Regions from separate parts of the Mus musculus genome. Here regions 1, 2 and 3 are each linked to region 4. Evidence: chromatin loops called from intact Hi-C (ENCODE). Cell type or tissue: left cerebral cortex. All regions are shown on one strand.

Evidence for each region. A loop is a pair of places that touch in the nucleus more often than their neighbours do. Peaks named below come from ENCODE experiments on the same cell type or tissue, not always from the same donor. Only the 100,000 strongest peaks of a DNase experiment are listed, where the experiment ranks them.
Region 1: a loop joins it to region 4, with 7 times the contacts of the local background. A loop is called at or near these places in 27 of 42 quality-filtered maps.
Region 2: it touches region 4 in a loop (8-fold over the local background); 5 of 42 quality-filtered maps call a loop at or near these places.
Region 3: a loop joins it to region 4, with 2.5 times the contacts of the local background. A loop is called at or near these places in 6 of 42 quality-filtered maps.

Annotation. Positions count from the first base shown.
Region 1 is chr5:130,263,082-130,271,081 of GRCm38, forward strand. It overlaps Tyw1 (tRNA-yW synthesizing protein 1 homolog (S. cerevisiae)), which reads left to right. Exons shown (of 16, transcript NM_001015876.2): 4 at 3,902-4,003; 5 at 4,814-5,008; 6 at 6,085-6,366. Among named protein-coding and RNA genes, the nearest start is that of Tyw1, 10 kb to the left of the region's middle. In left cerebral cortex, CTCF peaks have their summits at 608 (motif pointing left), 3,801 (motif pointing right) and 4,457 (motif pointing right); DNase peaks (open chromatin) are centred at 562, 3,771 and 4,443.
Region 2 is chr5:130,315,704-130,323,703 of GRCm38, forward strand. All of the region lies in intron 13 of Tyw1 (tRNA-yW synthesizing protein 1 homolog (S. cerevisiae)), which reads left to right. Among named protein-coding and RNA genes, the nearest start is that of Gm40336, 59 kb to the right of the region's middle. In left cerebral cortex, a CTCF peak has its summit at 4,963 (motif pointing right); DNase peaks (open chromatin) are centred at 4,951 and 7,004.
Region 3 is chr5:130,754,002-130,762,001 of GRCm38, forward strand. All of the region lies in intron 4 of Caln1 (calneuron 1), which reads left to right. Among named protein-coding and RNA genes, the nearest start is that of Gm40337, 97 kb to the right of the region's middle. In left cerebral cortex, a CTCF peak has its summit at 3,708 (motif pointing right); a DNase peak (open chromatin) is centred at 3,711.
Region 4 is chr5:130,849,630-130,857,629 of GRCm38, forward strand. It overlaps Gm40337 (a long non-coding RNA gene), which reads right to left and starts at 5,612. Exons shown (of 3, transcript XR_868569.1): 1 at 5,594-5,612; 2 at 5,311-5,453; 3 at 4,496-4,931. In left cerebral cortex, a CTCF peak has its summit at 3,934 (motif pointing left); DNase peaks (open chromatin) are centred at 3,920, 4,996 and 6,793.

The DNA of each region.
Region 1 (8,000 bases), 590 kb before region 4:
TTCTCTTGGGCTCAGTGTCTGTGGGCTCTGCTCTCCCTTGTCTGCCTCTGGAGGGTGGAGATTCCGCTGTGGGGGTAGGACGTGGACTTCAGGCATGTCCAACACTGTGGCATGACATTGTAATCGCACATGTAAGACCTCACGATCAAGGTAGAAAAAATTGTCCAGCACTCTGGTAACGAGGCAAGCCTGATTTATTTATTTATTATCTATTTATCTATTTATTTAGGTGCTGGTTTCCTAGCTGCCTTGGGGTGCCTGTGGCTTTCAGCTGTTGGTTGGATGTGCCAGGCACTAACTAGTGTAAACTGAATGATGGCGATGGTGTCAGCAACGGGGTCTATCTCTGGCAAGTTCACACATCTAGTCAGTGTGCCGTCAGTGTGTTAGAGGCAGGGAAGGTAGACTCGATTGCAGATGTGTGGAGCAGACTCCCCGGGCTGCTCTTCTTGGATGCATGTGTTCTTAGCTTCCCTGGAATGAGGGTCACGACTGTTGAGTGCTCTCTATGAAGTGACTAAGACTGACGTGAAAATGGGTCTTTCATAAAAAAACATTATTTTGTGTGCTGCTAGAGAGGGTTCTACTGCCCTCCTGTGGGCATCATACAGAAGAGCTGTTTTGTTCGAGACCGTCTCAGGTGGTCTGTTTGGAATAGTACTTTTTATCGTCATTATTTCCTTTAAAAACCTTTATTACTTTGTGTGTGTTTGAGCCTGTGTGTGGGCACACGTGTGGATGCCCGAGGACAAATGGCACCGTCAGTTCTCTCCTTCCATCATGTGGCTAGAGGGAAGGGAAGACGGGGTGTGGATGGGGGGGGGGAGGGGAGGCAAGCCCAGGGCATCAGGTTTGGCAGTGGGTGCTTTTACCCACTGAGCCGAGCGAGTCGCTGGCCTTGTAATTGCTGTTTTATAAACGTATTTTGTGTGGTGAATGTTTTGCCTGCATGTCTTTTGCATGCCTGGTGCCCTTGGGGGCCAGAAGAAGGGGTCAGGTCCCCTGCGACTGGAGTTACACATGGATGTGAACCTCCGTGATTGCTGGGATTCAAACCTAGGTCCTCTGGAAGAGCAGACTGCTGCTAACTGCTGCTAACTGCTGCGAGCGCCATCCCTCTAGCCTGACATTATTACTTTGTCAGTGGGGGCAGAATTGGAGTTTATCCAGAAACACTTTTATGTAGATTTTAAGCATGAGGGTTAAGGGGAATCGGTTGCTTAGGAAGAGGGCAAGGATGTAACAGTGTGGGCACAGGCTCCTCAGCGAGCCATAGGAATGTGGATCATGCCAGTGGTGTTACAGCTGTGGCCACCTACATGCTTGTGAGTTATTGAAGTTAGCACGTATGTGTGTATGTATACTCACCACTGCACTCAACGTGGAGCTCAGAGGGCAGCCTGCTGGAGTTGGCTCTCTTTTTACTCTGTGGGTCCCAGGGATCAGACTTGGGGCATCATGCTTGGTGGCAAGAGCCTTAACTCGCCCACCAAGCCGTGTCCCTGGCTCCATTCAGAGCCTTATAACTGTTTGCTTCAGGCAGGCTTTCCTTTATCCCAGGCTGACCTCAGATTCTCTCTGTGTGCCCAAGCATGATGTTGCTGAGTCACTCTTAGGTTCTAGCTTGAGTATTAATGACCTAATATCTCCTTTTAATCGTTGGTCATTGGTGATTAAATTCTAGTCACATGGTTGGTTTTCCTGGTTGCCAGCCTTTGTCCCAGAGTCATCAAAGGGCTCTCTGGTGAGTCATGTCACTGGCCAGATAGTGAATTCAAGGGTTTTAGGGACTTTGGGCTGAGTGACAAGGGTCAGCCACTTACATTTTCACACATACCCTTGTGCTATGCTCTGTGGATAGTGATCTCGCTTGCTGCCCTCGCCCCATCCTCTACCTTTTCTCTCATCTATCTTCTGTGCCCATCGGCACCTGGTATGCTCTACTGCCTCTTTTGTAGAGGCATCTTCAGGACCAGGGCTTTGTCCATTTTGTTTGCTTCTGTGCAATGTTGCCCAGAAGTGAGGCTGGCATCATGAGTGTCCAGTCAGTGACGTGGTCATAGCTAACAGTGAAGGGTGATGGCGCCAGGTCCTGGGACTGCCAAGGAGCAAAGAGGAGATGCTTTTCTCCGTGTCAACCTGCCTGGAAATTTGAGCTTTCCTGAGGCATTTGGTCATATGCTTTGGGAGAGCTGACAATGTTACATGGGAGAGAGCAACTGCCCCTTGGTCTCTGACATCTGTATATCTTTCTCCATGTGGTATAATAACTTGGTTTTCTGTTTCCTGCCTTCTCTCTTTGCTGGCGACTCCAGGGCCTCCTCCTGTCTATTAACTGGCTTCCCATTCTGCCACCCAGCTGTGTTTGTATGCATGTGTGTACACTAGCACATGTGTGTATTCTATTGCTGTGTATATTTGTAGAGGGCATACAGATCAGCACTTGGGAAAGCAGGAATGTCAAACACAGCATTGTCTCTTTAACCTGTTTCCACCTAGAAATCTGGGAATGGATGTAGTTAATAACCTGGTGAACTCTGGGCTGTCTGTAGGGCCAGGCCACACCCGACTGCTCCCCCCCCCCCCGCCCCCGACTCCCCCCACCCCCGTTCCGACTTCTCAGACTTTTCCTCCCTAACTCCTTACCTTGAGCATCGTTTCTCAGTCAATAGAACTCATCTTTATGGAAGAGGTCATGTGTGCTTTGAAAAATGTTTCAATGTAATCATGCCTTAAGTTTTGTTGTACTCACAGGATCGAGTTAATTATCATTAGGAAAATTTTTTCCAAAATTGTGCTGTACTTAGCCTAAAATAAACTGCCCAGGGTCAGACTCGAGAAGTTTGAACTGGCACCGGCTACTGAGTCATGTTCAACTGAATTGCCTTCGTGTCTTGCTCGTCTGACACTCTGCCGGCCCTGATGCTTGCAGAACCCACTCCTACCCACAAACCTGGGATGTTCTTTAGATACTGTGTACCTCGTGTTTTTGAGACAGGGTTGGCTGGTCCGTGAGACCCAGGGAGCCCTATGCCTCTGCCTCCTGGATTCTGGGATTATAAGTACATCACCATCTTGCCTGGTTTTAGCTTCTTTTTCTTTTTAAAATGTAAACAATTTTTATGTTACTTGGTTTTGTGTGTGTTGAGTGTGGGTCTCCATGTGCTGCCAGAGCGTACAAGTCAGAGTCAGAAGACGTGCTTGGGTGTCTGTCTGTCCTCATTTGCTACTCTGTCTGAGACTGGGTCTCTGTGGTTTACGGCTGTGGGCCCAGGCTAGGAAGCCTATCCTCTGGGCTTCTCCTGTGTCCATGCCCAATCTTGCTGTATATAGGAGCACTGGGATTGCAGTGTGTGCTGGTGTGTCTGGCTTTACATAGATCTGAGGTTCTGAAGTCCGGTCCTCAGGCCTGTGTAATAATAAGCACTGTATCCACTGAACTATTTCCCCAGTCTAAAATAAATTAAAAAATTAAAAAATCTTTTATCATATTTGCTTATTGTGTGTATGTGTACAGAGAACAACTTGTGGGAGTTGGTTTTACCTTTCTACCATGTAAGCCCTAGGAACCCAACCATCAGGCTTGGGGAAGTGCCTTCCTCTGTGTACGAAGCCGTCTCACCAGGCTCCAGCTTCTATGTCCAGTCTTGGCATACTTTTTCTATGGGAACGCGACTCAGTGGCTCATCTCTGTCCTGGGCTTGAGAACACTGTAAGCAGAAGATAAGAATAAGAGTCCCCTCCCCTGTTCACAGTGATGACATTCAAGGCAAAGCTGCTGAAGAAGCAGCCACCACAAGGGGGCGCCATGCTCCCTGGCAAGCGGGAGCAAACAACAGCCGTGCTTTCTTTATTTGGCACACTGAAGGGTTTGTCATCTTTTTTTTTCTCTCTTTTCTAGGGATTTGCAGTGGTTCTTGCCAAAGCTGTCACCTCTCTGGACCTGCCTGTGGCCATTATTAATCTGAAGGAATATGATCCAGATGACAGTCTGATAGGAGAGGTTGGTAGTTGTCCAAATTTGGGGCTGTAGAGATGACACAGTAGTGAAGAGCTCCTGTGGCCAGGTTCCCAGCACCCACATTGAGCCGTTCAACAGCAGTCCACAGTTCCAGCTCTGGGGAATGTGATGCCCTCTTCTGGCTTCCTTGGCACTTGCACTAGTGTGTACACACACACACACACACACACGCTCACAATTCAAATAAAGATTTAAAATTCAAATTTAATTGACCACCTGCCCTATGGGGTGAGTAGAATCTTTAGAATAATTAAAAAATTTGTGCTGAGCCATTTCAGCTGGAAGCTTTCTTACTGTGCGTGACTCAGGCACTTGATTTGTCTTTTGAGTTGGGATCCTGCCCTGTAGCCCTGGCTTGGCCTCAGACTCACAGCAGTCCTGTTGCCTCTGCCTCCTGAGAGTCCTGGGATTCCTGGTATACCACTAGGTGGAGCTGTGAGGGCCTGCACTCAAAAAGCAAACTTCACTTAGACAACCCTGTTTGTTATTATTTTTTGGAGGTTTATTATGCCTTTTTATTTTTGTTGACTGTCAGCATTTCCCTGCTTGTGTAAGTGCACCATGTGCATGCCTGGTGCCCATGGAGGCAGGAGGAGGGCTTTGTTGAGTCCCCTGGAACTGGAGTTATAGCTGGTTCTGATCCACTGTGTGGGTTCTGGGAATAGAACCCGGGTTCTCTGTAAGAGTGGCTGGTGTTCTTAACCACGGAGTCCTCTTTCTGCTCTTGCTTTGAATATTCTTGTAGTCATGTTTGCTTCTAATATCCTTCTGACATAGCACTGCTTCATTCAGATCACTAGTAAAACCGTCTGTGCCTTCCTGGTCGCTACGTACACGGACGGCTGCCCTACAGAGAGTGCAGAGTGGTTCTGCAAGTGGTTAGAGGAATCAGCTAATGATTTCCGCTTTGGCAAAACTTACCTGAAGGGACTTCGCTATGCAGTGTTTGGCCTGGGAGACTCTGCCTACCGGAGCCACTTCAACAAGGTGGGTGTGTGGTGAGTTATAGGACTAGGTCCTTCCTTAACCAAAGGACAGAGAAGGTCTCCCGAGAACACATTATGTGTGAGAACTAACCGATGAACTCTGCTTTTGTTATTTTTTAATTTTTATTTTATGTGTGTGTGTTTTTTGCCTGCACGTTTCTCTGTGCACCATGTGTATGCCTCGTCTCTGCGGAGGTCAGAAGGGCTGGATATCAGGGAACCAGAATTTCAGACATGTGGGTGCTAGGAATTGAATGTGGGTCCTTTGGGAGAACAATCAGTTCTCTTAACTGCTAAACCATCTTTCCAGCCCTAATAATAATATATTATTACATTAATGTTGTTTCTTTTATGGTGCTGATGATGGAACCTAGGCTGTCGTGAGCATGCTAAACAAGAACCCTGCTGCTGAGCCATGCCCTCAGCCCCTCACTGGGTGATTCTAGGCAGGGGCTCTACCACTGAGCCACGCCCCCAGCCCCTCCCTGGGGGATTCTAGGCAGGGGCTCTACCACTGAGCCACGCCCCCAGCCCCTCCCTGGGGGATTCTAGGCTGGGCTCTACCATTCAGCTCCATTTTTCAGCCAGAATAATCTTGAGCTTCTGATCTTCTTGCCTCATCTCAGAGTTCTGTGAGTGAAGCTGTGTGTGCCACCACACCTAGTTTATACAGTGCTGAGGACTGAACCCTGGGTCTCCTGTGTACTAGGCATGAGCTCTGTCACTGAGGTATAGTTCTAGCCTTTTCATTTTGGAGCAGAGTCTCATAAGTTGCCCAGGCTGGCCTTGAACTTACTGTATAGTCCAGGGGAGCCTTGGACCTGAGATCCTCCCACCAGGCCTGTGCCACCAGGCCCAGTGTGGAGCTTGAAGATTGTTATTTGGACCTGTGCTGTTTTCCTCAGCAGAAGTTCCTGAATTGTGGCCCGAATCCCTGGGTTTCTGCAGTGCAGCCTGGAAGCCTGCTTTAGAGGACAGATGGGATTTTCCATTTGCATGTTTGTGGATTGTGTTTTTTTCAGTGCCTCTCTCTCTCTCTCTCTCTCTCTCACTCCCTCCCCCCTTTCTTTCCTGAAGGTCAGCACGAACGTTGACAAATGGCTCTGGATGCTCGGTGCCCAGCGGGTGCTGACCCGAGGGGAAGGCGACTGCAATGCAGTTCAGAGCAAACATGGCAGCATCGAGGCCGACTTCACAGCCTGGAAGACCAAGTTCATCTCCCGGCTGCAGGCCCTGCAGAGAGGGGAGAAAAAGGCTTGTGGCGGGAACTGCAAGAGAGGGAAGTGTGAGTCGGCCCAGCATGGCCCAGGAGAGGCGCGGCCTCACCCGCAAGGCGAATTGCATCCTGGGGATGCTGAGGTGTGTGCTTATGCTCCTTTCTTATAGTGTGTGTGTGTGTGTGTGTGTGTGTGTGTGTGTGTGTGTGTGAGAGAGAGAGAGGGAGAGAGGGAGAGGGAGAGGGAGGGAGGGAGGGAGGGAGAGAGGAGAAACATGCATACATATGTGTGGCTGTCCTCTGTGTGGCTCTGGCTGTGAAGAGATAATACCTGGTTTTACCTCTGTCCCGGTTAGATGATCTGAAACTCAGGTGCAGCTGTTTCAGAGAGAGAGAGAGAGAGAGAGAGAGAGAGAGAGAGAGAGAGAGAGAGAGAGAACGAGAGAGCGAGAGTGCTCAGCTTGTGACTTACACAGGGTGCTAGTCACGTGTTAGATGTGTGGCTCCTCCTCCTCCCTTTCTCTTTCTCTTTTCCTCCTCCCTCCTTCCTGCTTTTCCTCTTCTTTCTTTTCTTCTTCCTCTGCTGTCTTCCTCCTCTTCATTCTTGTCATCCCACCCTGTTCCCCTCCCTCACTCCCTCCCTCCCTCCCTTCCTTTCTCTTTTCCTACTTCCCCCTTTCCCTGTTCCCCTTTCCCTTTTGTCTGACAGGGTCTGGTTATGTAGCCCAGGCTGGCCTGGAGCTCAGTACTTTGCTAGCCTCAGTTTCCAAGCACTGGGCCTTAAAGCTCAGGGCCATGGCACTCATTCTTGTCCCTTTCACTGCTGCCTTGCTGAGCCAGGCTGACTTTCACCATCTTCCTCTGGTCAAGAAAGAGGAGTGACGAGTGTCTCAGTCTGAGCGTGTATCCTGACCCCAATGACTGTCACTCACCATTGGAGCAGCAGCTCATCCTGGGGTTCCCTGCCGACTCCCTCAGCCTGGAAGCATTACTCTTGAGTGATTCCTCGGGTATCCACGTCCTGAGATTGTCTTCAGGCTGCACAGTAGCTGCTGGCGTCACAGCTGGCGTCCTCTGGCTGACCGCCTGGCCACATCCATCCGGAGCGGCTCTTAGTGTTGGCCCACTGTGTCTTTTTCTCCACTTTTGCTCCAGTCAGTAGACGAGGCTTGAATGTCTGTGTTAACGGTCACCCCATCTTCCTAGCTGGCTGCTCCCGGCCCTAACAGCTCTACCCAGTGGCGATGCTTTCCCTCCAGAAGGGTGGTGTAGAGTCCGCTTCTGTCTGTGAGGTTGGCCTCAGTCCCAGCGCCTTGTCTCGGCCACACAGGTGTAGGTGCACAAGTGTGCAGCTGCACAAAGCCAGAGTGGATATTCCCATGGGGATTGAATGGGATCACAGGTCTTGCCAATATATTTCCAGCCCCCCATTTATGATTTGTGGACGGAGTCTCTTGAACTTGACATATAACTGAGGATGACTAAGTTCCAGTCTTCCTGCCTAGTGTGCTGGGATCACATGGGGACCCATCTTGTTTTTTTTTTTTTTTTTTTTTCTTCTTCTTTTCCTTTTTTATTTGGCAATGGGATCTCAACAAGTTGCTCAGGCTTGAGCAACCTTTCGCCCAGGTGGAATTTTCCTGTTTTAGCTTCTTGAAAATGGGGATCACAGGCTTGTGCCACTAGGTTCTTTTTCTTGTTTTCTCGTTTAAGACGGGGCCTTGCCCTGTGCTCTCAATTGCCTTGGAACTGGGTGTGTGTAGTCCAGGCTGGCCTT
Region 2 (8,000 bases), 530 kb before region 4:
CCCTCCCACTCTCACTGAGCCCCTCTTTCCCAAGAACTCTCTCCTATTTTCATGCCCCTCCCCCTCTGATGCCTCTGTGTTTAATTAGGGCTCTCAAGCGAGCTGACCTGTAATTGGTCAGAGCATTGCAGTGATCCCATAAGTACAAGGTGCTCCTCCTGCACTCACGAGGAGTTGAGTGCATTTTCTATCCCTTTGGTCAGCTTTAGAAAACTGCAAGTACTCTGTCATTCCATGTCCATCTGTGAACTGAAGGCAGTCCTCCCATCATGCTCTGCTGTTGCCTTTCCCGCTCCCCTCTCCTGCTCCCCTGTTTCTGTTGTTCTCTCCTCATTACAGCAATACATTGTTGTATTACTTTCTCCAGCTACTTCTAAAGATGTTATTCAGCTTTTTAAAAAGCCATACATGTATCTTTATATCCTTTGTGTGTGCGCGCATAAAACATGGTACATATGGTAAAATCAGAGGGCAGCTTTCTGTAGTGGCTTCCCTTCATCTGTTGAAGTGTCTCTTATTTCTGCCAGTGGGCAGTGTACTCCAGGGTGGCCGCCCCTTGAGCTCCCAGCTGATTCTCCTGCCTCTGCCTCCCATCTCTGAGTAGGAATGCTGTGATCACAAATGTGAGCCGCCAGGTCTGGCTTTTTACCTGGGTCCTGTAGATAGAATTCAAGTCGCCACGATCACATGGTAAGTGCCTTCACCTCACAAAAGTGATGCACAGGGCTAAGGCCTTATTCTGGCTCACGTTTGAGGCTCCATGCAGCGGGGGACGACAGGGAGGGCAAGGCCACAAGCCTGTCACATGGCAGTCAGAGCACTGAATGCATGCACACTCAGACCGTCCAGGCACCCAGCCAGAGAGAGGATGTGTCTTTTCCACATCAGTTAATATAGTTAAATCGTCCCTCAAACTGGGCTCAGAGACCCCCCCCCCCCCCCCCGTGCACTTCTGGATTCTGTCAAGCTGGCATTAACCAATGTGAGATGCTCTCTCTAAACAAATAAATAAAAATGTATCGTTCTGTCCTTTCCTGCTGTTTAACTCCCCTGTCCTCTGGTGAGGATCTCCTGTTGCTACCTCTTCCTCCTGTCTTTGAGGAAAAGATGGCCAAGCCTACTTGGGACTCTGCCAGACCTGGGAAGATGGAAACAGTATTCTTTTCTTTTTGTTCCTTTCAAAAATTACTTTATTATTTTTAGTATTTATGGGTGTTTTGTCTGAGTGTGTGTCTGCAAACTATTTCCTGGTGGCCACGGAGTCCAGAATAGGACGTCAGATTCCCTGGAGTTTCAGATGGTTGTCATCTGCCGTGTGGGTGCTGGCAATCAAACCTGGTTGCTTTGGAACGGCAGTCAGTGCTCTTCTCCGCTGAGCCATCTCTCCAGCTCCAGGGGCACTGTTCTTCAAGATTGAAAGAGGCCTCAGCTAAGTGGAACCCACTCTGGGTCATCAGTCTAGAGCTTTCTTCCCCGTGACAAGAAATGAATGTTTTTGCTGAAACAGAGTTCCTCCTATTTCAGTAAGAAAGACTAAAGATCAATACATATTAAGAAGTTAGAACCGAACTGCAAATTACCCACAGAGTAAGAACTTGGGAGGGAAGAAAAAAGTTAATGAAATAGACCATCCACAGAATAGAGACGATTATAAAAACCAAAGTTGGCCCTTAACAAAAAGCCTGTAGGACTGCAGAGTCAGTGAAGTGAGATAAGACAAATGTGGAATGTTAGGGATGGAAAGGAGTGTGGCCAGGCTCACTGTTCTCTTGTTGTAGAGACACTCCATGACCAAGGCGCTTACAAGAGGAAGAATATAACTGGGGACTTGCGTGCAGTTTCAGAGGGCGAAGCCATGACCATGTTGGGGAGCATGACTGTACCTGGGTAGGTAGACAGGCACGGTGTTGGAGCAGTAGCCAAGAGCACGCATCTGATCTGCAGGTTGGAGGCAGAGAATGAGAGGTTGGGCCTAGTATGGGTTTCTGAAGCCACAATGCTTCTCCCCCAACACCCATGACACACTTACTCCAACAAGGTCACACTTCCTAATCCTTACCAATACAGTTCTATCAAGTTAGGAACAAGCATTCAAATATATGAGCCTATGAAACCATCACACTGAAAATCTTGAGATGCTAAATAACCAAACGAGGGCTATGGGAGATGACGCAGTGGGCCAGGTACCTGCCTTACAGAAGCCTGAGGCTCCGAGTTCTGGTCCTTAGCACTCATGTAAAGCCAGACTTAGCTCATCTTCAATATCAGTGTCCCTGTGATGATGGGTCAGCTAGCCTGGGTTAGGCACAGTGACAACCAAGGAAATCCCATCTCAAGATAGAAGTTGAGGACTGCACAATCCAGATAGTTCTCTGACTGCCACACTTGTCCTGTGGCATGTGTATGGCTACCTGCATGCATGCTCACAAATCTGTATACACATATATACTCAAAGAAAAAAACATGTTTTGAATGACTTTATGCCAATTAGATGAAATATACAAAATCTTTTTTTTTTTTTTTTTTAAGACACAGTTTCTTTATGTAACATAGCCCCAGCTGTCCTGGAACTCCCTCTATAGACCAGGCTGGCCTCGAACTCCTAGAGATCTACCTGCCCCTGCCTCTCGAGTACTGGGATTAAAGTCATGCCGCCTCCTGGTCAAACTGTACAGATGCTTAGGGAACAAAACTAGAAAAAAAAGCACAAAAATAACCCAGAAGGCTGTGAGTCTTGTTAGATTTGTTAGACTTGTTAGATTTGTTTTCCAGCTTGATGCAAGCTAGGATCATCTGGGAAGAGGAAACCTGAACTAAGAAAATGCTTCCATTAGATTGGCCAGTAGGCAAGCTTGTGGGGCGTTTTCTTGAATAATGAATTGCTGGGTGTGGGCCCAGCCCACTATGGGTGGTGGCATACCCGTAGTCCTGAGGTGCATAAGAAAGCCAACTGAGCAAGCCAGTAAGCAGCATCCCTCCATGGTCTCTGCCTCAGTTCCTGCCTTGGGTCCTTACCTTCATGATGGGTTGTAACTGTTGTAGAAAATATTTAATCCCAATCCAGGGTTTCTACCCCGCCATTGATCGTTCAGTTCCTGGATAAAAGACACACAACCTTTATATTTATAATAAGCCTTTACCAGCACTAGTGCAGATCAGATATCTACCCTCCATGTTATTAAAATCTATTTTTTATCCATAATCCCGAGTTATTACTGTGATTTATCTAGGCTGCTCTTACCTCCAGTTGGCCAGCCCTCAGGGCCATGTTTTCTTGACTCCTAACTCATGGTGTCTTTCTCCTCTCTCCACCTTCTTCCCTCTGCCTTGTGGTCTCCTCCAGTCAGGAACACCAGGCCCCACTTATCTCAGTTCTGCCCAGCTTTAGACTGTAGGCATCTTTGTTGTTGTTTTCGAGACAGGGTTTCTCTGTGTAGCCCTGGCTGTCCTGGAAATCACTCTGTAGACCAGGCTGGCCTCAAACTTAGAAATCCACCTGCCTCTGCCTCCCAAGTGCTGGGATTAAAGGCCTGTGCCACCACTGCCCGGCTTTTTTTTTCTTTTTTCTTTTTTAAAGATTTATTTATTTCATATATGTGAATATACTGTTGCTGTCTTGAGACACACCAGAAGAGGGCATCAGATCCCATTACAGATGGTTGTGAGTTACCATGTGGTTGCTGGGTGCTCTTAACTGCTGAGCCATGTCTCCAGCCCTGACTATAGGCATCTTTAGTCACCAAGCAGAAATAATTTGGGGGCAAGGTCACACATAGCATCGCTTGGGTCTGCATGTGGACTCTCATGTCTGGGGCAACCAGGTCTTAGGTTAGCGTTACAATTCGTCTCAACAGACCAGACCTCAACATGTAATCTGTTAGCCAAGTAAGCCCCTCCCCCCAGGTTGCTTCTGGTCATGGTATTTTAATCACAGCAACAGAAAGCAAACTGTAACAGGTCTTATAAATAATCTGATTTTATTATTTACTTATTGAGAGAGGGTTTCACTCTGTAGCTCTGACTGACCTGGAACTCATTGTGCAGAGCAGTTTGGCTCAAACACACAACATAGTCTTCCCCTGAAGTGCTGGGGTTAAAGGCATGCATCACAGCCAGCCTATCTTAATTTTTCATGTGTGTGTATGTGCTTGTGCACGTGTGTATGTGCATGTCCATGGGAGTACAGTGCCCTTGGAGTCCAGAAGAGAGCAGCAGAGCTCTTGGAGCTGGTTCAGGTAGTTGTGATCATCTGCCAGGTCCGCTGTAATAGCAGGGAGTGCTCCTAACCACTGAGCCATCTCTCTAGCCTTCTGGTTTTATAGTTTAAAAACCTGTGCAAAGAGAGTTCCAGGCCCAGATGGCTTCACGGTTGACTCAGTGTAAGCCCCAGGAAGGAGAGGGCCAGCTCTCCACAGCCACTCTCCAGCTCAGACCGTCACTTTTGGTATTCCTGACTTCCTTGGGCGTGCTAGTGCAACACCTATAATCCTGGAGCTCTGAGTAGAGACAGAAAGATCAGAACATCAAGGTTATTGGCTAGATGGGGAGTTAGAGTCAGAGCCTGTCTTTCAAAATCAAATCAGGGCCGGTGAGATGGCTCAGTGGGTAAAGGCTTGTGCTGCCAAGCCTCATATCCTGACCGCCACAGCCCTCATATCCTGACCGCTACAGCATGTGTGGCATGTGCATGCTCCAACACACACTTGGATGAGTACATTTTTATTTTATGTGCATAAAGGGTGTCGTGCACTGCTGGAAGAAGATAGTTGGCTCCTAAACATGGACATTAAGCAAATGGCCAAGACTCCATTAATGGTCATGGGAAGACCAGCTCTAACAGGACTTCGTGGCTTTCGCTCCATTGGCCTTTTTCATGGAATAATTGTGATAGCAGGAAAAGGGGTGCAGGGTAGGGGAGCTTGTGATTATCCTGTGCTCAGCAGCAGCTCTGGCCTCTGCCCACTAGATGTCAGGAGCACCCCCACTTATGGAAGCCACAAAGGCTTCTCAAGGTTTCCTGTGGAAGGAAGTTTCAAAGTTGGAACAGAATAGCCCCAGGGTCACAGAGTCGCCTCTGGTTGGAAACCACCATTGCTATTGCATAGCAACCACTGTACAACTAGAAGTGGCTCAGCTGTAGAGGTGACTTTATTATATATATTAATTACAGTGGAACATCAGTTTGGAATATGAATGTACTCGTGCATCTTTTAAAAAGAAGAATTTTTAGTACTCCTGTCTCTGTGCATGTGAGTTCAGAGGACAAAAGAGGGTGTGGGGTTCCCTGGAGCTGGGGTTCCAGGCAGCTGTAATCCGAACAGTTTGGGTGTGGGGCACAGACTGGTCAGGCCCTCTGTAAGAACAGTCGTAAACCACTGATCCATTCTCCAGTGCCCCCCACTGGAGTCAGGGACTCATGTACTACAGGCTTGACTTGAAAGGAGGCCTTGAGCTCCTCATCCCCCTGCCGCCGACTCCCTAGTGCTGGGATGACAGATGCGCCACCATGCCTGTTTATGTGGTTCTGGGGATGGACACTGGGGCCTCATTGTAGGGAAGGCAAGCACTCTAGCCACCCAGATAAGTCCGTGGTCTTAATTTCTTTGTGTATTTTATCTCAGTTTTACAAAGTGTAACTAATAGAGACTGACAGACACACAGAGAGAAAGACAGACACACAGAGACAGACTGACAGACACAGAGAAGCAGAGCGAGTATACACGCAAGCCCAGTTGCTAGGATTCCTGTTGCTGGCGATCACGTCCCAGATCACCTGCTCTACTACTGTGTGGCTTTTGGCATTTTTACCCTCTCTGAGCCTGGATCTCGTGTTTGTCAAGTGAAAATAACAGTCACACATCTGCTAAGATTCCTTCTGATGTACATATAGATTTTATAGCCTTGGAAAGACACAAATACTCGTAACAGCATCTGGCACACAGCAAGTGCTGAGTAATGTCTCTACTGTTAGGGGCCTCATCAGGTTGTGTTCAAAGGACTTATAAATCCCTCTCGGTTTATAAATCCTGCTTTCCATGGAGGTAGAGAGAGGCAGAGTTTGCTTTAGGTCTCTCAGAAAAGTGTTTTGTTTAAGTTTCATCTCTTGCATGTAATTTCCTAAGTGAATGGTTAGGTTTTTATAGAGATGTTTAAGTGGAATATTGCCTTCCTTCTATTCTGTAAGTGGTCTTTGCTGGCATGGAGCCTTTCCTGTTGGGGCTGACTTAGTTTAGTTTTGGTGTGTAAGCGTGTGATGTACATTTGAGTGGTGTATCTTTGTGAGTGTGTGGGAGGGGGGCAAGTGTCCTGCTGTCTGTGGAGGCCAGGGGAGGACATCAGGTGTCGTGCTGTGTCACTCTCTACCTTATTGCCTTGTGACAAGTACTTACAATGAAGCTGGAGTGAGGCTGGCAGTCAGTGACACAGCAGCGATCCTATCTCTGCCCATCCTCCAACCCCTACTCCACTCCTGGGGTCACAGATGTGTGTGGCCATGCCTGGCTTTTTATTTGAGTTCTGGGGATCCAAACTTACATTCTCATGCTTGCATCCCTTGAATTCTCACGCACTGAGCCACCTCGGCTCTGTCATTGGTATTTTAATAGAGGTGTCTAAACAGACCCTTGGTACTTAGCGTGCTTTAGTTCTGCAAGGCTTCGTTCTAAGTCCGACAGGGTTAAGGTGCTAAAACAGGCAGACAAACAAAAACGACTTTGTTGTTAGTTTGGAAATGGGGTTGCTGTGTGCCATCCAGCTAGCCCAGCACTCTCGTGTAGCCCAGGCTGGCTTGGAATTTGCTGTGTAGCCCAGGCTGTAAACTTGGTGCATTCTTGCCACAGCCTTTCAGGACCTGGGATTCCTGGGTTAACATTGCTAAGCCTGCACAAATCCCGTTTTACAAAGATAGGAATTAAACATACTGAGGAAGCATGTGTGCTTTGGATCCCATCCTACCTTGGGTTTATTTTAACCCACTGCTGCTGTAGGCTAGGAGAGCTGGCGAGTTGTCCTTGGTAATTGGCCACTTTCTTTGCATTTGATTTTCCTTCTTTCTTTCTTTTTTTTTTTTTTTTTAAGTTGGTAGCTTTCCAAGACTCCAATTATATTACTCACAGTTTACTGCTTTTGTGTGCACTTCAGTCTTTTTTTGCCCTGGCTTCCTTGATTTGATCAGAACTTTCAGGAAGACTTTAAAACAACAGGATAGACAGCCTTCTGTGAGTTTTACTCGGACGTCTCTTTTATTTTTAGAAGTGTGTGTGTGTGTTTGTGTGTGTGTGTGTGTCTGTGCACAAGAGTACAGGTGCCCATAGAGGCCGGAAGAGAGGGACAGAGCCCTGGGAGCTGGGATTCCAGGTGATTCTGAGCTGTTCAGCATAGATGCTGGGAACTGAATTCAAGTCTCTGCAAGAGCAGACTGAGCTCTTAACTGCTGAACATCTATCTCTCCAGCCCAGCTCTATCTATTCTTCAATTTGATGTGGAAACCTGACAGCTATTTCAAGGGAATTTAGAAATGCCCTGTCTTTTCTTGCCTGGTAAAATGCCTTTCTAAAGAACTAAGTAGATAGGAATGAAATGCTTTTGATGTGCCTGACAGATGCTCTTTAGTATAGATTTCTAAGTTTGCTCCATGAAAGATCTCACATGTGCAGGGTGCTGTAGCATTCAGGAACATGGCCACCACAGGTCCCAGGAAATAGAGGCAGAAGTCCAGGGTTGTACTTGGCTAGCCTGGGCTGCAGGAGACTTGCTTTAAAAAAAAATTACTCTTGTGTTTTTTTTTTTCTTGTTATAAATTATACTTTTCTTTTCCCCAAACACAGAAGTGGGGAGCTTGGTGTCCCTTCTTTCACTTCATTATTTTGAGCCCTGCTCACTAAAGCTCCTGAGAACTTGCATTTGTTACCCAGGTCTGGCCTCCCATCAAGGGCAAAATGTTAGCCTTTGATTTTAAACTATCTGTAGTAATCTATAACGCCCTTGAGTCTTACTTGTTT
Region 3 (8,000 bases), 96 kb before region 4:
TGCACCACCTAAGAATCAAGTGTGTAGGAGATAAAGGTCGAAACGTGGAGACATTTGGTGGTTGCTGGGAACTATAGAGTGACTCCCTAAATCATACAAGACAGAATTTTATCAGAATCAACTGCAGATGTGAAGTAAAAGTCAGAAGGGGTGGAGGGGAACATATGTCTGATTAGGAAAGGAAGCAAGAAATGATGTTTTGGGCAATAAACTGAAGAATCTAACCCTGACCCATTATAGTCTGTAGCATACAGACTTCTTGCTCAAGAGGGCAGTTACTTGACACATCTACACATATGCATTTGCTGCCCACACATGAACAGATGTGCACTTATGCACATTTTCTTTTGCTAACCTTTTATTTCTGACAACAGTATATTATCAAATTGAGCACATTTGTATTAGGTCATAGACCCTCTGGATCTCTCTCTCTCTCTCTCTCTCTCTCTCTCTCTCTCTCTCTCTCTCTCTCTCTCTCTCTCTCTCTTTCTCTCTCTCTCTAAATATTTTACTCTTTAATCAGGCCACACCTCACACAATGACACTCCTGCCATAAAAGGTTGAAGCACACAGATCTCTGTGGGAAAAACCCAAGCCCAGCCCCTGTTCCCCTGGCAACTGCAAGATAAGTTTGTGGTCCCACCCAGTACCTGCATCCTCCATGGTACCTTCATATAGATAAGCCAGACTAAATCTCCTGAATGGGATGGGTATATAAAACGTCCTGCTTCCTTTTAAATGTTGTAAACATCAGAAGTAGCCATTGCTCAGGATGCTTCTGTAATGGTGCTCCCCTCGCCGCACACCTTCTGTCATGTTGCCCATGGTGGCTATCTCTCTTATTGTTTGCTTTAGCTGTGTTTCTCTCTCTGCATGAAGTTTCTCTCAGGTTCTTTAAGGGAAGCATCTTTCTCCCTTCAAGCACTGTCCTATATCTCTGATAGGACGCTCTAACCTCCAGTCCTAGTTAACTTTAACTTTCCACAGGAAACAGCCCAGAATTATCTCAGAAGAGAATCTCATAGGAGAATTTACCTATATTATATTAGACTGTAGGTGAATCTGTGGGTGGTATCTTCGTTATTAATTGACTTAGAAGAACCCAGCCCACTGTGGGCAGCCCCATTCCCTGTGCAGGTGGCCCTGGACTGTATATGAAGCTAATTAAGTATGAGCCTGTGAGCCAGCAAGACATATTCCTCTGTAGTTTCTGCTTCAGGCTCCTGCCCTGCCCTTCCTCAGTGACTGTGACATGTGAGTGTAAATGAACTAAATCTTTCACCAAGTCGCTTTAGGCCAGAGCATTTTATCATAGCAAGGAAATGAAGCTAGAGCACTCCCTAAGTGTTCCTCAGCTTCAGGGCCTGACCATACCCATCCTGTCCCTAACAGTCATGAGGCTCTTTCCCCTAACAAAGCCCACTCAAGGGGCAATTGGTCTCAGCTTTCTTCTCTTAGGAACTGACATACACATCTTATAGTGATGATTTGATCATTAGTACATCATTGATACAAAAAAAAAAAAAAACCAGTATAATGAATCCCGTAATAAATTGATACAGGAGTGAGAGGTATGCATTGGATACATTACTAATGCCAGTTCTACTTTTCATGAAAAGACTGGGGGTGGGGTGGGGTGAAACATTGAGACAGGGTCTCATTATGCAGTCCAAACTAGCCTCAGAATTATGGTCTTCCAGCCTCAGCCTCCAGAGTGCACACCTGGCTGTTGTCACCACCTGTCTGACAGTACTTACAGGACAGAATTGTTCTCATCAAGGGATGTTTGTGTCTGACAGTGGACAAGCTGAAGGTCAAAAGTTGTACCTGGGACACAAGGTGTGTTTCTTCCAGTCTAGCCAGTAGTGATGGATCGATCATCTTGAGTGTCAGCTTCATAGGATTACAGTCACTATGGAAACCAATGGATGAGCATGTCTAAACTGGGTTAATGGATGTGGAAAAGACACGCCCTGAATGTGGCTGCCACTATGGCATGGTCTGGGGTTCTGGACTGAATGAAAAAGAAAAGGTGAGCAGAACAACAGCATCCGTCTTCCTTCTAGACCGGATGTGGCATGGCCAGCAGCCTCTCACTTCTGCTGTCCGACCTCCCCTGCCACCATCAACTCTGCCTTCAAACTGTGAGCCACAGTAAGCCTCCTGTCTCAAGTTGCCATGTTTTATTATAGCAATGAGAAAAGCAACCAATATACTTCCCAACCATGTGTAACTGTGATGTCACAGGGTGGGGGTGGGGTGGCTGCATCCTTCAGACCCCCGTCTGTCAAGTATTTCAGTTGGCCTGCCTTCCTTCCTCCCTTCCTCCCTTCCTCCCTTCCTTCCTTCCTTCCTTCCTTCCTTCCTTCCTTCCTTCCTTCCTTTCTTTCTTTCTTTCTTTCTTTCTTTCTTTCTTTCTTTCTTTCTTTCTTTCTTTCTTCCTACCCCACACCTCATTCCTGCTTAAGACTAATTTGATTTATCAATTTGCACAGTGCCCCCCTGGATCCCGGTTTCTGAATTGGAACAATCACTTAAGTGTTCATTTATTCAATGCTGGAGAAACCAGAGGAAGCAAGTATCTCACATGCAAGTGTGGCTTGCTTCACAGTCAGCTCAGGGAGAAAAAAAATGCATATTACAGACAGACTTTACACATCAGACTCTTGCCCTCTGCCCTGTCTCTGAAGCCAGCCTGGACACTCCTCATCTAATGCAAGAAGGTAGTAGCTGGAGTGGAGTTTCCAATGCAGCAAGTGCAGTGGTGTCCACTTAAGATGTTGAGATAGGAAGATTATGAATTCTGGGCTATCTTGGGCTACACAGTGAGGCCTTATTTCAATAAAGGAAAACAAAACAAAAGCACGTATAGCTGATTTTCTTGTCTGCAAAAAGAAACCATGTGGACTTGTTCTGCTCCTGAGCAACTTCCATGTGGCCTTTGCCGTTGCATATTAGTTTTGTGTGTGTGTGTGTGTGTGTGTGTGTGTGTGTGTGTGTGTCTATAATGCATGCATATGAGTGGAGTGCCCATGGAATTCAGTAGAGGGTGTTTTTCAACCTGTGGGGCACAACACCTTTGGCAAACCTCCTCCTCCAGAAATATTTACATTATCATTTACAATTCATAATAATAGCAAAACTACAGTTATGAAGTAGCAATGAAAGTAATTTTATAGTTACCGCCATCTGAGGACCCACATTAAAGGGTCACTGCATTAGGAAGGTTGAAATCCGCTGATCTGGGATGATAAGAGGTTGTGAGTCCCCCAATATGGGTTCTGGGATTTGAACTCAGGTCCTCTGTAAAAGCAGTGAAGGCTCTTAAACACCAAGTCAACTCTCTAACACCCATTTTGGTTTTGTACATTTTTGGACAAGGTCTTGCTATAGTGAAGGCTAGTTCGGAGCCTACTCTGTATTCCCATTTGGCTTCATGTTCCTCATTCTCCTGCCTCAGCCTCCAGAGTCCTGGGGTTACAGATTTGAACCACCATGAGTAGATGGATTTAGGACTGAAAATTAGAGGCACAGCCCTAACTCTGTCTGCTGCCCTGTTTCTCCCTTTGCCATTTTCATTGTCATTAAAGGTTGCATCATTTTGACTTGCAGAGACTCGAATAACTAAATGGGTCTCATGTATGTCTCAACCTATTTATGTGTATGTATGTGTATGTATATTGCCATAGGTGTAGTACTCACAGAGTCCAGAAGAGGGTGCCAGATCCCCTAGAATTCCAGGTAATGTCCTCTGCAAGAGCACAAGGCATTTTTAATTACGATGCCATTTCTATAGCTCCTGTCTTCTGATTTTCTAGGCCATTGATGCACATGCAGACTATTGGTTCATTATTTCAGTGTCAATATTCTAAAATAAGCTACCCACCCCATCTACGAGATTCTATTTTCTAAAAACTAATTACTCGTTGACAATCACGGTCTGAAAATACTATTCATCTTGAGTTTCTTGAAGAAGGAGACATCTGCGTAACTATGATTATGATATATTATTGTAGTTATTTTGCTTTATTGTTGCTAATTTCAGTGCTGGCGTCCTAATTAGGTTGCTATGGCTACAATAAACATCATAACCGAGAAATGGATTTATTTCATTTTACATACTTAACAGTTTATCATCAGGGAAGCTGAGGCAGGAACTCAAGCAGGGTAGGAGCCTAGAGTCAGGAACTGGAGCAGAGAACGTGGAAGAATGTTGATTTCTGGCTTGTTCTCCATGAACAAGCCTTTTTAGATAACCCTGAGCCATCTGCCCAGTGGTGACACCGCCTATAGTGGGCTGGGTCCTTCCAAGCCAATCATTAACCAAATACTACAACAGGTCAATCTGATAAAGACATCTTCTTAATTAGGGTTTCCTCTTCCCAAATGATTCTAGTCTGTAGTAAGTTGATCAAAAACTAGCCAGCACAACTGACCCCTCATCACCTTGACATACAACCGTATCACCATGAAAACATAACCTTTATTATTTGTCTCCAGGATCTCATGTTGACAGCCCAGTAAGACATATAATATAATTTTAAATGGCCAAAGTCTCTCAACTGTGAGCTCCTGTAAAATCAAAAATAAGTTTTGGACTTCCTACTTCATGAGGGATGTACCAGGACATGGTTACAATCAAATCAAAGAGAAAAAGAAAAACTTCCAGCTGTGTAAACCGAACTCTGTAGCTCTGTGTACAGCGTCTGGGATTCATTTACTGTACCCTGGGTTCCAAAGTGCATGGGTGGATAACTCCACCTCCCCAGCTCTGCTATTGGTAGCATAGGCAGATCGTCTCATAGATTCAGGCTGACTTTAACATATTCAGTTGTCTTGGATGGTCATCTCATGGTCCTGGCATCTCCAGTATCCTGGGGATACAGAGACTGTACCTTCAAAACTAGCTTCTCCTTGGCTCTCCTCGGAGACTCTGACCCTGCTTTGTGATGCCAGGCCTCGTCTTCCCTCCATGACCTCTTCAAATCCTGAGGCCTCTACTACAATGAGGCTGCACCTTCACCAATGACCTTCTGGCTTCTCTGTGGGGACTCCAATCCTGTCACACACGGTACTGTACCTCAGCTGCCTTCCACAATTCCTTCAATCCTGAGCTCACTCATTACCCAACCTAGTGCCACCGGAGAGACTCTCATACATTACCAAGTTCCACTACCATCTTGGGATTCAAGGTGGTCCACTCTGTGCCACAGCTTCTTCTAAGTGTTGACCCTGAGGAAGTACTTCCCAGAAGATTTTACCTCAGGATACTGGACTCTTGTTAATCACCACTGATTTTTCAGCCCCAGCTAACTTGCATCAGTGGTCCTAGTAAAGCAAAGATTTCACTTCAGTGGGTTGGTCTCTTGTTAATTACGGCTGATCCTTCAGCCCCAGCTGACAAGAGATTGCAGATTCCTAATACAAAATATCTCACAGTCCTAATAGGGTGTTGAAGGGACTTTGAAGCTTCACAAGCCAACGTGCCAGCCAGATTCCCATTGCAATGCTCTCAGAAGTCTTAACTCCAAGCTCCTGTCGACTAGCTCATTAAGTTCTGAGCACTCAATGTCTTTTCCAGCCCAAAGCTCCCCAAATACTCCCACTGCTCCCATGGCTTGCTCATCCTGCCTTCATATAACACCAAGGACCACCAGTCCAAGGATAGCACTACCCACATTGGGCTGAACACTTCTCCATCTATCACTCACCAAGAGAATGTCCCTACAGACTTGGCTAAAAGCCAATCTGGTGAACACATACCCTCAATTAATGTTCCTTCTTCCCAAATGACTCGTTGGTGTCAAGTTGACAAAGCTGAATATTACAACGCTAGTTTTATTTTGTGATCGTGATTTAAAAAAAAAAACACAAAACTTAAATGGGAGAAAGGGGATTTATTTGAGATAACATGCCACAGTCAATTATTGAGGGAAATCAAGGCAGTCATTTAAAGCACAACCCATAGAAAAGCTTGCTGGCTCATTTAGACTAATGAACTAGCTTTCTCATACTGCCTAGCATCACCTGTCCAGGGAATGATGCCACCCACATTGGCTAGACACTTCCACATCAATTAACAATCAAGACAATCCCCCAACATACACACTTACAGGCCAAACTAACCCAGACAATCCCTCTATTGATCCCTGCTCAGTTAACTTTAACATGAAAGGCAAGGATGACAGATTATGCTAACCAGGGCAGTCTGTTTTCTTATTGTCATGACAAAGAACAGCTTTAAAAGTGAAGTATATTTGGGCTTCTATCATAAAGTTCTGTCCATGGTCACATGGCACCATGGACTTGGGCAGAACATCATGTTGGCCAGAATGTGTAGTAAAGACAATTTTGCTCCTCGTGGTGGACAAGAAGCAGAGAAAGAGAAAGGAGTTGGAGATTGACGTCTGAGAGATGCTTCATAGTAGTCTAACCACTGCACTTTCTTACATTGCCTGACGTCTTGGTTAGCTTCTCATGCAGTGATAAAATGCCCTGACAAAGCAACTTAAAAGAGAAAGGATTTATTTGGGCTTATGGTTCCAGAGTCATACAGTCCATCCTGGTGAAGGAAACATGACAGGAACCTAAGACTGACCTGCTCATTATCCATCCAGGAAGCAGAGGGTGAACAGGAAGTAGATCCCGGTTATAAAACATCAAGCTCCACCCCCAACGACCTACTTCCTCCAGCAAGGCTTCACCTCCTAAAGATTTCACAGCCTTCCCTAACAATACCACAAACTGGGCACCAAGAGTCAAACACATGAGACTGTGGGGGAAATTTCACAAACAAAGCACAGCGTACATTAAGCGTTACCGTGAGTACGAATACACAGGAAGGAACTGCGTGTGGGGGGGGATTCCACATGACTTGTGGATCCTGTGGGTCTGAGGATGCATGAACGGGGCTGTTCTATCTTATATACCTTCATGTCTAGGAATCTGGTTCTTCTCCATGGCCCTTGCCATGGTTTTAAATCCCGTGTGTCTCTGTGTGTGTTTGTGCACATGAGTAGAGGCCTGAATAGAGGTGGGAAACCCTGGAGCTGGAGTTACAGGCATCTTATGTGGATGCTGGGAACCAAACTTGGGTTTTGCAGTGGTGTTTTTTATAGTAATTTTTTTTTCTCTTTTGGTTTATCAAAATGGGTTTCTCTGCATAGCCTTGGGTATCCTGGAACTCACTCTGTACACCAGGCTGACCTCAAACTCACAAAGATGTGCCTGCTTCTGCCTTCCAAGAGCTGGGATTAAAGCCATGTGCCACCACACCTGGCTATAACATTTTTTTATAACAAAGTTTATTTAAAAAAAAATAAAGAGCAGGAAGGTGCTCCTAACCACCGAGCCACCTGTCCAGTCCCTTTCCTATTTACTTATTCACATGAACTTTAGGGTGTTTTTTCCTGATTCTAAAATAAATATCATAGAGGTGTTTATTAAGTCACTCCAAGGTCCTTTAAGATACAGGTTCTTGCAATCCAGAGACAGGGGATAGCTCCTAAAATATTTGTTTTTCTTTTATAAATTTCAATATTGGCTCCTCTCTCATTTCCTTAAGCACTTCATGCATTTCTTATTAGCCTTATTTCTTGACATTTTATAAAAGGTGTAGAGTAATGTGTTTCTGTGAGGAGATGCTGAGAAAAGTGTGCTCTCTCTCTCTCTCTCTCTCTCTCTTAACCTCACCTCCCCTCTCTTCTGTATTTGTGTCTGTGTGTGTGCACTGGGAGTAACATTTCTTTATGTATTTAGCATCATTTTAGGGAAGCCAGTGGGTTTTGCTAAATTATACCCATCCTATTGAATTTTAATCAGCTAGATTTTAGAGATGTACAATTTTAGAGTTGATCATAGTAATTTGGCCTTCTAATTTCTGAGGGTGATGCCCCTTATATCCGGAATGAATTCCCAGGCAAATAATTGCCCTCTGTACTCACAGTGAGACCATTATTAATCACTGGCTTCTTGCTTGGAGTACTGCTGAGATAACTGCT
Region 4 (8,000 bases):
AGACAGAGGCTGGAGCTGTGTACGCCTCTAAGCAAGACAGGAACTGTTCTAAAGAGATGTGTGCCCCCCACCCCCCTGGTTATCAGACCATTAAAACAATGGACCCCAAGGCATTGCCATTTCCCTGGGACTCTCAGGCTGGAGAAGGAAAAGGCTGATGCTGGAAGCCTGCCAAAGGGGGAGCTTGTGTCCAGGAAGACATTCCACAGAGTTCTGAAAATTGTCAGACCACCTTGCCGGAGAGATTGGAACTGAAACAAAGATGGGCCAGTGATGGGCAGGACCACCGCTGACTAAGGACTGCTTAACTATGCATACTTTGAGTATGTCTGTGTGTGTCTGTGTGTGTGTGTGTGTGTGTGTGCAGGCATGCCCGTACATATATTTGGAAGCCAGAGAACAGTAGTGTCCTGTTTTACCACTCCCTTGGGACAGCATCTTTCACTGAACCCAGAACTAAACTGGTAACTAGCAACCCCAGAGCATCTCCTGTGTCTGTCCCCACAACCTCATAAGCAATGGACACTGGTATGAGCATGCCGAGCTTTTTTAAGTGGGTGCTAGGGATCCAAATTCAGGGCCATGCTTGTGTAGCCAACTCACTTCCCCATTAAGCTATCCCCTCAGGCCTCTTGCCTTCTTTTTAAACCTAAACTTCATGTCAGGGCCTTGAACTTGGTAGGCCACTGGGCCTCTCTGTCCCTTTTCCCAGTGTGGCCATGTTGGAAAATGTCTTTTTTTCTGCATTTCATTCTTATTTGTCTGTTTAAGAGGCCCGGTAAGTGGCTAAGCCTGGCTCGTTAGGGCTGTCTGGCCTAACAACCCTGATCACAGCCATGGTATCACCCCTTCACCCCAAGGGGCAGGTATATGATTTGCAGAGGGAGGCTGGAGGACTGAGGGCTTGGACCAACTAAGGCTCTTAGTGAACTCTAAGCTCCTCTAACCTACATAGGAAGGACCTGTCTCAGCAACCTCTAAGGACAGGACCCGGACAAGACAAAGCCCAACTCCCTGTTAATGGCCCTCGTATCCATCGTCTGAGTCCTCTGAACCCTTCCCACGCCTACACAGCATGGCAACAGCCCCTTCACACTGTCCTGTGTCCCAGCACACACACAACTGTAAGCTTCATTCAGTTGTTGAGCAGACTCATTGCCAACCTGGATTGTCCTAGGTGAGTCCCAGGGCCTAGGGACAGCGAAAGGAAGTTTCTCTCATGTGCCTTGGCCTTCTCCCTGATACCTCTGTGATTTCTGGACGATCTTGCAGCCTTGACCTCAGCAATGTCTGCAAGTTGGTTGTTTTGACTTCCACACACTCCAAGGTCAGCTGTCCCTTTTCAACAGATTGGCAAGAGGAGTTTCGGCTTAGCCCACACAAAGCATACTCGATCTTGTCTGGGATGTGGAAAGTCAAATAAATTATGATTGGAGGGGACTTTCCTCACTTGACTCTCTGAATTAAAGATGCTTTGATTTGCTTCCCCAGATGTTTATACAACACACACACACACACACACACACACTTCACTAAGAAAAAACAATCCCAGCCTGGCGGTGGTGGCGCACGCCTTTGATCCCAGCACTTGGGAGGCAGAGGCAGGCGAATTTCTGAGTTCAAGGACAGTCTGGTCTACAGAGTGAGTTCCAGGACAGCCAGGACTACACAGAGAAACCCTGTCTCGAAAAAACAAACAAACAAACAAACAAGCAAAAAAAAAAAAAAAAACAACAACAATAACAAAACAAAAAGAAAAAACAACCCCTAGAAAACAGAATAACAAAAGACAAAAAAAATGCCTCCAGTTGAGTCAATTGGCCACACTGGGCCCTTACTTCCTTTCAGGAGTGTGGGACCCTCAGCAGTGTTCTGACAGAGCCTGGAAGATTTTTTTAAGTGTCCTCATGACAAGATGGTCACATACATGGGCTCAGGGATCAATTTATAGCCACGTCTCAGTGTAAATGTTGTAGGTTCCAGCTCATGAGGCAGAGTGCCGGCAGAAACCCTGGGTTCCATCCCCAGCACACACAGAGCAAGCCCGGAGGTGTTCTCCTGCAACTCTAGCACTTAGCCGGTATAGCAGGAGGATCAGAGGTTCAAGGCCAGTGCCTACTACATAGCAAGTTTGAGGCCAGTCTGGGCTATGTGAGTCCCTGTCTCAGAAATAAAGCAAAGGCTGACAAGATGGTTTTGTGGGCAGAATGGCTTGTTTGGACAACCTGATTTTGAACCCTGGGAGCCACAGGATGGAAAGACAGAATCAACTTCTGCAAGCTGTTCTCAGACCTCCATACCTGTGCCATAGAGCATGAATAAACCGGGTTTAAAAAGAAATGTCTGAAGCCATACAATGCTCCCCACTACACAACTAATATACATTAGCCAAAAATGGTTTCGGGGTGGGGAAAGAAAGACGGAAAGCCTATATACCCAGCGAATCCAGAAAGCCATTGCAAACACCTGAAGCTGGGACCCAGTTGGTGTGTGAAGGTTAGGGCGGGGGGTGGGGGTGGGGGGTGGGGAGGGAAGGGGAAACAAGACAGGAAGCAGAAGGGAGGAGCTCGGGCGAAGAGAGAAAGGCAGTTTCTCTTCCCACTCTGAGAGAAGCACTGTCACATTGTCCTGCCTGGGCGTCAGAAAGTCCTACCAAGCTTACAAGTTTCATGAGACACCCCCCACCCCCCCAACTCCCAGGCCTCCAAAGACTCTGCTCCTGTTTTCCCGCTCAGCCTGGTTTTCCTGCGGGAGATGCTTTGGACGGGGACTCGCCAGTCTGCAGAGTTCCCAGCAGGGGAATTAGATGCCAGAGGTTCTGAACTCAGCAGCACATTAGAGTCACCCAGGGAGCTTTTAAAAAATCTTTGCAGGATCCCTTCCGCTGCAGACCAATTACCATCGTCCTGCAGGGAGGGGGCGGGGGAGTGTCGAGGCCATAATATTTTAAAATTCCCCTGGCACTGCTGATAACTGGGGGAAGGTTAGAACCCTGACTCTTTGAAATGGCAGGAGGGTAAAAACGACATTAGAAATCAGTAGATTTCATTTTTTATTTAATTTAATTTTTAGATGTGGAAACTGAGGCCAGGGATGCTATGGCAGGACAGACTGCAAAGGGGGCTCTTCTCCCATCGACTGAATCTGGGTGCTCCAGTTGTGCAGCACTGAGGGAGGAGGCGCTGAGAAAACACAAAAACAAAAAACAAGGGGGGTGGGGCTCTCAGGATGGGGACAGCACACAGAAATGCCACAACAGCTAGCATTAAAGAGAAACGTCTAGATTCACCATTGCATTTTCGTGATGCCAGGATTAGAATGTTATTGTTTGAAACAGGATCTTTCTATGTATCCCAGGCTGGCCTTGAACTCACCATGTCCTCTGCCTCAAGCTCCCAAGTACCCTGATGACAGGTGAACACCACCACTCCTAGCCCAGGGTTGGATTTTTGGTGGATACATCTTCTGTCTCCTTTTATCGGGTTTCTGTTTTATTTGGTGGAAGTAGAGAATTGAATGAACTCAGGGCCTTTTGGTCATATTAGGCAAGCCCGTTATGGCTGAGCCACATCCTCAGCCCCATACTCGGGGGACATTAGTTGTTGCAGCTAGCCTTTAACTTAGAATCACCAGTCTCGAGATTTAGCGTACCTGGGGTAACTGGGGGTGACTGGCGTGAATTCCCACTTCCTGTTCACTTCCCTTTTCTTTTCTTCCTTTCATTCCCTTTACTTCCAAAGTGACCTTCATCCAAAGCTCTCTCTCCTAGGACTCAGAAAAACATGGTCCTGAAACCAGATTTTTTTCTTTTTCTTCAGATGAAACATAAAGTTAGAAAGTGTCTGAGGGTTACACAACTAGTCTTTCTGGCCTGCTTGTGAAACTTGCTGCGGGCAGCGAGCGCCCCCTGCCGGTAGCTCCCATGGATTCTTACGCCGCGTGCCGAGAGCCCTCTGGTGGCAGAGAGCTGTCATTGCGGAATCTATCCACCTGTTCTGAGTCAGGGGGCTGCTTGTAGCCAAGTTCACAGCTGGAAATGCTTGAGAGACTTCAAAAATCATGGTCTCCGGGACTGATTCCAGGATCTCACTGCTTCCTGTTGCATTTCATTAGCAGAGCTTTTATCTAATGCACTTATTAAGTAAAGACACAACACTGAAAGCCAATCAGATTTTCGGGTGGGGGGTGCGGGGGAGTGGGCGGGGCGCGCTTGTCTTTAACCAGTTTTCAGCCCAAAGCAGAGAGTGGATAATCTTTGGTTAACCTAGACTGGAGCACTGTAAGTGAATGTGACTTGCCTTCTGGTGTCAGAGTTTACTAATTACAGAGCCTTCATCTCTGACACATCCTGACCTTCACACTGCCTTATGTATTTTTTCTTTTGTGGAAAAAAAAGTCACATTTTATTTATTTATTTATTTATTCATTTATTTGCTTACTTAATATTACACGTGTGTGTTTGAGTGAAGGTCAACTTTTTAGGTTCTGTTCTGCCTTTCCTCCGTGAGGGTCCTGGGAGTGGGACAATGATTGTCATGCATCTACCTAATGAGACCCCTCCACAGCACCTGCTCACGTACCGCTCTTTCCTCAAACCTCTGTGAGCATAGCGAGCCAGATTTTACCTGTTCTGTCCTGAGAGCCTGGCCTTAGCCTATCTTAATCTCTAGTTTTGGTCCTCTTCAGTCACTGTTCTCCTGTGCCCAATATTGAAATGTCACATATTGGGGGAGGGAGTCAGTGGTCCCCAGTGCTGGAATTGCAAGGAAGCCAGCTAGAGAGATGCATGCGGTGCTCTGAATCCAACCTTGAAACACAATCACTTCCTGTTTATTGGACCCTGTTCCATTTGTGTTGCCCACCCCCACCCACATGCAAACCCTAGAGTACCTTTAAGGCGGAATGGTCCCGCCAGGAGATCTGACGCAGACCTGGAGGAAATCAGGAGAGAGCTTTTCTGACTCAAACAGAAGTCGCCCACTCCACGACACACCCACAGATCTCACTCAGAAAACACAGAACAGAATGTGTCAGGTCTGCCTGAGTCACATGTGGCCCACCCAGCTCCGACTCAGCCATTGCCTGAGACTTAGTTTCTCAGTTGTTCTTTTCTAATGGGTGTGGGCAGCCCTTCCTCCTAGATTCTTAGTAATTGCACCTTCAGTCATCGAAGACTGATGGGAGAGAGATGTCTGGGGATGTTTGAGGGATATTTGATGTCATTAGGAACTGCTCTTAGTCCTAATCTTGTCATGCTCTGTCACTGTCACAGACAGGGACATGTCTGATGGAAAGAGACATGTCTGATACCTGGTTCTGGAAGCTGGGGAGTCTATGATGAGGTGGTGTTTGTGGCCAGGACTGAGTGGTTGATGTTGAACGTAAGGATCACAGCCTGTGTCCCAATCCAGGTTCAGCAACTCCACCTCAGTAAGCTGGTTGAAAGAGCCACACTTAATGGTAGAAAGCAGAAAGGAGGGATTTCTTCAATGTGGACACGTCAATCTGATGACACACCCCACACACTCCAAAACCCATCTCTGGGCCTCTGAAGCAGGATCAAAGCTTCAGTCAAGGGCCGGGACATGCATACCCAAGTTGTTCTGGCCAAAGTGTAGTCTTCTTGTCTTCCAGTGACCTTGGGTTTTAGTCTCATTCTGTAAGGTGAGCTGACAAGGTAGAACTGAGAAATCTTTTTCCAGGAGACATTCTCCTTCGGCTGGTCCCTCTTCCTTCTTCCAGTGTGAGATACCTGGGGAAATTCTAACTTGAGGGGATGAGGGTCCATTGTCTCAATAGTCTAACAGACTGACAAACAAGTCTCTCTTAGCCAGGTGGTAGTGCAGCACTCAGGAGGCAGAGGCAGGTGAATCTGTGAGTTCAAGGCCAGCCTGATCTACAGAGTGAGTTCCAGGACAGCCAGACCTACACAGAGAGACCTTGTCTCAAAAAGGAAAAAAAGAAGAGAAGAGGAGAGGGGAGGGGAGGGGAGGGGAGAAGAGAAGAGAAGAGAAAAGAAGAGAAGAGAAGAGAAAGAGAGGAGAAGAGAAGAGAAAATCTTTATTTCTCTCGGGCTAATCCCATTCATCCCATGCTGCTTCAACCCTTGGCTAAGGTGAAAAGGCAAGAGGGTATGTTGGAGGCAAGACACACCAGCTTTGTGATACACATCCATCATTCCAGCTACTCATAGACAGGTGGACAGGCAGACAGACACACACACAGACTGAAAGGAGAGAGAGAGAGAGAGAGAGAGAGAGAGACAGACAGACAGACAGACAGAAGGGGAAGAGAAGAGAGGAGACAGAAGAAAAGAAGGAAGAAAAGAAAAGCTGAACATGATGGTGCACTTCTGTAAAGTCAGCACTTAGAAGACTGAGGCAGGAGGATCACCAGTTTTAGTCTGGGCCACAGGGTGAGACTTTGTCTCAAAAACAAACAGATCAACCAACCAATATGTGTGTGTGTGTGTGTATAAGTGTGTGTGTGTGTCTGTGTCTGTATCTGTGTGTGTATATATATATATATATATATATATATATATATATTATTTTATTTTACAGAATCCCAGGCAGTTGCTGTTATCCATGGGCCACATTAGATCACAGCCCCTCTAGCTTCTGTGAGGAGTTTCAAAGATGATGTCCCCACCCCTTGAGTCTTTCTCTTTTTACAGCTCTCTCACAGGAGCCAAGTGCCATCTGCCATGTATATTCATGTATATATACGTATATACACATATATACACAGGTATGCATATATATGCATATATTCTGCCTCACGTTGTAAAACCACTCTTAAAGTAACCAGAGAGCTCAGTCACATGGTGCAGTATGGTGTGTGGGTGTGTGAGATGTGTGAACTCAGTCATGAAGGTTCCACACCTGTGATCCAAGTACAAGCTTGGCTATTTAATGTTCCCTGGCCTCCTCAGGACACCAAATTCTCTGAGATATTCTAGAACTGTCTCTATGATCTACCTTAGAGAGGAGTTTGTCCTGCAATTCACAATAACCGAGATGTGGAATCAGCCACAATACTCAATAACTGTTGGCTGGATAGAGAAGATGGAGCTCACAGACACAGGGAAGCACTTTTCAGTGATTAAAATCAAAAGAGGATAAAGTTAGGCTGTTTTCAGGAAAATGGATGGGACTGGAAGTTAAGCGAAATCAACCAAACAGAAAGGCAAACATCACAAATCTATCTCCTGTGTAGAGTCCGGACGAAAGGAAAACAAAACGGCACAGAGCTGGAGAGATGGCTCTGTTAAGTGAAGTGCTTGCTGCACACACCTGGGGGCCTGAGTTAGGATCCCCAGCACCTGTGTATGGAGCCAGGGATTGGTGTACATGCCTTTAACCTCAGCACTGGGAGGTGGGGACAGACAGGTTCCTGGGGTTCACTGGCCAGGGATGATAGCTGAAACTGTGAGCCCCAGCTCTAGTTAGGGATGTTAATGGTGTGTCCCTAAGGAATGAGACACCAGCCATCCACTGTGGCTGTAAGACTCTGACAAGCCTTAGCTACCGGGAACCCCCTAAGTGAATCACTCAGAGCATGAGATTGATGCAAAAGCATGAGGAGTTTATTGTTCCAGTGCTGGGGTCGTCCTGCACCTGAAAGAGAGGTGGGGACTCCAGGTCGGCAAGTTTTTACACAGTGTCCAGGGGCAGAATAGAGTATCAGCAACTAGGCACAATATGATATGCGAACAGTGCACCCTTTAAACTGATTGGTCTTTAGAGAAGGAGGTACTAGGAGTGTCCCATATCTGCAGGCAGCCAATGGTCGGTCAGTCTGCCCTGCAGTTTTTCTGAGGAATGTAGCCAGCCTCTCCCTTGGGGGGGGGGTGCCTTCATGTTCTGGGGCTCGGTGTAATTATCCAAAGGCCCTGAGTTGACCTCTTCATGGCCACTCTTCCATCTTTGTTCTGAATAAATTACTTGGCCTGAATTTTTGTCTCAGCCTCAGTGTCTCAAGGAAACCAAACTCCAGGA